Linked DNA regions of Homo sapiens: region 2 is linked to region 1. Evidence: read pairs that join two places in POLR2A ChIA-PET (ENCODE). Cell type or tissue: GM12878. All regions are shown on one strand. Each heading gives the region's core, and the rest is flanking DNA. Links, peaks and the distances in the headings are about the cores only.

The links. Peaks named below come from ENCODE experiments on the same cell type or tissue, not always from the same donor. Only the 100,000 strongest peaks of a DNase experiment are listed, where the experiment ranks them.
Region 2: POLR2A ChIA-PET joins it to region 1 with 6 read pairs; 4 of 35 experiments call an interaction of 5 or more read pairs at or near these places.

The regions. Positions count from the first base shown.
Region 1 is chr5:138,745,413-138,748,331 of GRCh38, reverse strand. The region is part of intron 1 of CTNNA1-AS1 (CTNNA1 antisense RNA 1); the gene reads left to right. Among named protein-coding and RNA genes, the nearest start is that of CTNNA1, 6.6 kb to the left of the region's middle. In GM12878, for the core only: no CTCF peak of the experiment used is centred there; no DNase peak of the experiment used is centred there.
Region 2 is chr5:138,896,865-138,899,783 of GRCh38, reverse strand. The region is part of intron 9 of CTNNA1 (catenin alpha 1); the gene reads right to left. Among named protein-coding and RNA genes, the nearest start is that of LRRTM2, 23 kb to the right of the region's middle. In GM12878, for the core only: no CTCF peak of the experiment used is centred there; a DNase peak (open chromatin) is centred at 1,643.

The sequences.
Region 1 (2,919 bases), core at 172-2,671:
CAATGTGAAAGCACATATGAGAATCCAGCTATCTTTTATTAAGTCAGATAGAGATTTGTAAAAATGCAAAACAACAACAGTTCTCCCTGAATTTTTCTTTTGTTTTAGAAAACATGGTTATTTTTCTTTTCAAAAATGTTATTTATTGATAAGATGTAATGGACTTGCTATTGTTATTTTTTAATGAATTAATAAATATTTTGAAATTGTTTATTTTAATTTCTAATACAGGGTCTTGCTCTGTTGCCCAGGCTGGAGTGCAGTGGTGCTATCATAGCTCAGTGTAGCCTTGATCTCCCAGGTGCAAGCAATCCTTCCACCTCAGCCTCCCCAGTAGCTGGGACTACAGATGCACACCACCACGTGTGGTTAATTTTTAAATTTTTCTTTTGTAGAAACAGGGGTCTCACTCTGTTGACCAAGCTGGTTTTGAACTCCAAGCCTCAGTGATCCTGCTGCCTCAGCCTCCCAAAGTGTTGAGATTACAGGTGTGAGCCACCCTGCCAGGCCTATAGTAAATATTGATAGATAAAACTTTCATAAGCAAGAGTTCTTTGAGATCTTCAAATTTTTTATAGTGTAAAGGAGTCTTGAGATCAAAAAAAGTTAAAAACTTTGGCTGGGTGCGGTGGCTCACACCTGTAATCCCAGCACTTTGGGAGGCCGAGGCGGGTGGATCACCCAAGGTTGGGAGTTCGAGACCAGCCTGAACAACATGGTGAAACCCCATCTCTACTAAAAATACAAAAATTATGGCCAGGCGTGGTGGCTCATGCCTGTAATCCCAGCACTTTGGGAGGCAGAGGTGTGCAGATTACCTGAGGTCAGGAGTTCGAGACCAGACATGGTGAAACCCCATCTCCTTAAAAATACAAAGTTAGCTGGGCATAGTGGTACATGCCTGTAGTCCCAGCTACTTGGGAGGCTGAGGCAGGAAAATCGCTTGAACCTGGTAGGCAGAGGTTTCAGTGAGCCAAGATCACACCATTGCACCCCAGCCTGGGCGACAAGAGCAAAACTCTGTCTCAAAAAAAAAAAAAAAAAAAAATTAGCTGGGTGTGGTGGCACATGCCTATAATCCCAGCTACTCCAGAGGCTGAGGTAGGAGAATCACTTGAACCCGAGAGGCGGAGTTTGCAGTGCACTCCAGCCTGAAGTTATAAATTTCTGTTAAAGTGTCCCAGGGCTCTGTCCTTGGACTTCTTTTTCTACTAATAGCTGTCATTAACCCATTGATGCCAGTCTTTTGACTTGAAATATGCTGACAACTCCAGGTATATATCCCTAACCTGAACCTTTCCCCTGAATTTGCAGCTCACTTATCCAGCTCCCTACTTGATGTTTCCACTTAGATAGCCAATAGGCATCTAGGCATCTCAAACTTTATCTTATTTTTGAGCCAGGGTCTCACTCCATCACCTAGGTTGGAATACAGTGGTTTGATCATAGCTCAATGAAGCCTTGATCTCCCAGACTCAAATGATCCTCAGCCTCCCAAGTAGCTGGGACTACAGGTATGTGCTGCCACGCACAGCTTTTTTTTTTTTTTTTTTTTTTTTTAGTAGAGATGAGGTCTTGCTATCTTCCCCAGGCAGGTCTCAAACTCCGAGCTCAAGTGATCCTCCTGCCTTGGCCTCCCAAAGGATTACAGAAATTAAATGGCATGAGCCACCATGCCCAGCCCATCTCAAACTTTATATGTCTGTATGTCCAAAACTGATTTCCTAATACCACTGTCCAAACCTACTTATCCCATAGTTTTCTTAATTTCCTTAGATGGCAACTCCATCCTCTCATTTTGGCCATGGCTGAGGCCAAAAACCTTGGCGTTATCCTTGGCTATTTTATTTCTTGCATGCATTTCAAATCTGATTCCTTAGACCCTGTACTTCTGCCTTCGAAATAGAGTCAGAACCCACTAACTTTTTTTTTTTTTTTTTTGAGACGGAGTCTCACTCTGTCACCCAGGCTGGAGTGCAGTGGCGCAATCTCGGCTCACTGCAACCTCCACCTCCCAGGTTCAAGCAGTTCTCCTGCCTCAACCTCCCGATTAGCTGGGATTACAGGTGCCCGCCACCACACCCAGCAATTTTTGTATTTTTTTCAGTAGAGACGGGGTTTCGCTGTGTTGGCCAGGCTGGTCTCGAACTCCTAACCTCAAGCAATCCACCCACCTCGGCCTCCCAAAGTGCGGGGATTACAGGCATGAGCCAACGCACCAGGCCCAGAAGCCACTAACTTTTTACTATCACCATTGTTACCATCCTGAATCAAGCCACCATCATCTCTTAGCCTCAATTTTGCCAGGGGAGCCCAACTGGTCTCCCTACTTCTGCACTTGCCTCCCTCAGTCTAGTTTAAGTTCAGCAGCCTGAGTGATCTTGTTAGAAAGTAAGTCCAAGTGGCCAGGCACAGTGGCTCATGCCTGTAATCCTAGCACTTTGGAAGGCTGAGGCGGGCGGATCACGAGGTCAGGAGATGGAGACCATCCTGGCTAACACGGTGAAACCCCGTCTCTACTAAAATACAAAAAATTAGCCAGGCGTGGTGGCGGGCACCTGTAGTCCCAGCTACTTGGGAGGCTGAGGCAGGAAAATGGCGTGAACCAGGGAGGCAGATCTTGCAGTGAGCCCAGATCGCACCACTGCACTCCAGCCTGGGCGACAGAGCGAGACTCCGTCTAAAAAAAAAAAAAAAGTCCAAGCATGTCACTCCTGCTCCACCCAGACCCTCCAGTGGCTCCCATCTCACTCAAAGTACAGAGAAGTGAGGGCCTTATAAGGGCCTCACTTGCCCCGATACTCTTCTCTGACACAGTGTCCTCTTTGCTATCAAGTAGGCTCTTGCCTTAGGGCGTTTGCTTCCTGCCTGGAATGCTCTCCTCCAAATAGCTGCCTGACTTGCTCCCTCACCTCTGCC
Region 2 (2,919 bases), core at 281-2,780, 150 kb before region 1:
TTAAGAGAAATTGTCAGAGGCTAGAAAAGAGAAAGGAGAACTTCAGAGAAGTAAGCAATCAGCCAAAACAGTGTTTCCTCTGGTGGGTGGTGGGGGGTTTTGCAGGGAGGCACCATTTCATGATGAGAACTTGGGTTTTAATGGGCCAAGGCCAGGGTCCTCTCAAGGTAGATGACTCAGATCAGAGACTGCGCAGAGCTGGAACAGGCAAAAGGCAACAACCCTAGTAAGTGACCAACCCTAAGAGTGATCAAGAAAGTCACCATGGAAAGAGGGTATTTCTCAGTCTAAGCATTCGCTCAGGGAGGAAAAGAAGAAAAAGCCCCTATACCCCACTCCAAATTCTAATCAAAAGCTGGCAGAGGTTTAGGTATAGAAATTATGTTATGTATATGGTTCAGAAAACTTTTACATTTAAGAGGTTATGTATTAGTAGTACCTCTAAGCAGGTGGCAGAAGCAAATATAAATGAAAATTTTACCTCATGGAAGGTAAGCTAAACACAGGCTTCAAAGAATTCCCACAATAAAACTCCAGGAATGTGAACTCACAAATTAAAAAAACAAAAACAAAAACAAAAGTATACAAGGAAATGAGCCGTCTTGGGCAAGAATAAGCAAAACCACCACCTGTGTAATCAGATCCATAATAACGCAATACTCAAATGATCGAAAATGCAATTTAAAAAATATATTTATGTTAACAGAAGAGTACAGATAAGGAAAAAGACACTCAAAAATAATTAGGCAGATTTGAAAAGGATCAAAATAGAAGTTCAAGAAAAAAGTAGTAATTTCTACCACTTCTAGAAATTTAAAGTGATATTGACTTAAACTCTACTGAAAAGAGAATTAGTAACCTAGAAAGTCAAAATGAGGAAATTCTTTAGAAAAACCAAGATATTTTCATCTTATGGAAAATGTGGAAACCACAAAAGAATTTAAGAGACATGCAAGATAAACTGAGAAAGTCTACTATTTAACTACCAAGAATTTCAAAGAAAGAACAGAGAGAATGATGGGAAAGACAATGCTGAAAGAGATAATGGCTGAATGTTTTTCAGAAGGGATGAAATATCATTTTCAGACTTGGGAAGACAAATTCCAAATGGGGCAAATAAAAAGAAATCCACACTTAGACATGTCGTAGTAAAGCTTTAGGATAACTTTTTTTTTTTTTTTTAAGACAGGGTCTCACTCTGTCACACAGGCTGGAGTGCAGTGGTGCAGATCACCACTCAGATGATCTTGTAATCATTTCCATTCACATGGTATTATATGAACCACTTTTAAAGTTCTCTACTTCTAGTCTACCTAAGTGTGTGAATAATTTATAAGTAAAGCTAGCAAAGGTACTCTCTAAACATTAATCCATCAGCTCTACTGATGAGGAAACAAGAAGGCTGTATTAGGCCATTCTTGCATTGCTATAAAGAAATATCTGGGATTGGGTAATTTATAAGAAAAGAGGTTTAATTGGCTCACAGTTCTGCAGGCTGTACAGAAAGCATAGTAGCACCTGCTTCTGAGGAGGCCTCAGGAAATTTCCAATCATGGTGCAAGGCAAAGGTGGGAGCAGACATATCACACGGTAAGACGAAGAGCAAGAGAAGGGGTGGGGGGGGGTGGGGGAGGAAGGTGCCACACACTTTTAAATGACCAGATCTCATAAGAACTCACTATCACAAAGACAGCACCAGCTATGACAGATCCAAACACCTTGATCCAACACCTCCCACCAGGTCCCTGGAGATTACAATTTAACATGAGATTTGGGCAGGGACAAATACCCAAACTGTATCAAAAGCTGTATCCAAACTGCATCTCTTTTCTGGAACAGAGCAAAGGTTGGGCAGAGTGCTTCTTTAGTCATGCCTACCAATGCTCCAAGAGAAAAGAAGAATCCTGATGCCCCTTGAGAACAAGGTTCATCCAACTGCCTTTGCTTGATCATCCCATAATGTGACGAGGTAGTTAAATTCTGCCTAAAAAGCTTATTTTTGGTCAAAGTGTTAAAAATAGAACACATGTAAGACAATTTTGTCTCAAACAAAAGTAAGGGTCTGAACTTACAAACCCTTGAATATGTGAGAAAAATCAAGCTAGTATGCTTAGAATTCTGGAATCCAAGGTCAGCATTCTCCCCAAGGACAGCTAACTTCTCTCGTGAAAACATTCCATAATCTGAGAAAACTGAAGCTTCATTTAAAATTTGCTTTTTGCCAGAATATCAGCCTACAGTACTGAGAAAATACCCAAGATGTCACAGGTAGTCACGTCAGGTCAGTGTTTAATTCAAATGCTCCTTACAGAGCCTTTTTCAAGGCCACTTTACCACATATTATCAGCATACTACGGAATAAAAGTTATAATGCAGATCATCCAATTTGCAGTTAAAATATACATTTCAAACCAATAAAGCCATAGCCTATGAAGTTCCAGATAATGGGAAATACTGTGTGTGCTGGGCGGGGGCGGGGGGGGGGGGGGTGCGGTGTGAGGTATAGGTAACAGCTCAAAAGCATGCCAGTTACATTCACTTTTTGGTTCTTAATTCACAAGGTAGTCCATGGAATAGAATCTTATTGTAGCAAATTCATTATAATAACAGCCACATTTTAATACAAGGTCTGGAGCTGAGGGGAAAGGATTTTGGACTGAAGTTACTGGTGGTAGCGGGGAAAGGATGAAACACAATCACTGTATATATCATATGAATAATATATCATTTTTATAGGCAGGATTTCATTAATGGCATTTTCCCTATGCCACTCTCTCAATTCACAAAATTGAAAATGTACTCAGAAGAGAGCAAAATAAAAGGTAAAACAATGCTCTTTGGCTGTTTAAGCTGCTCACAGCCAAAGGAGGTGGGCAAGGAATGAAGCAATTAAAAAGGACACATGGGTACTGCGTTATT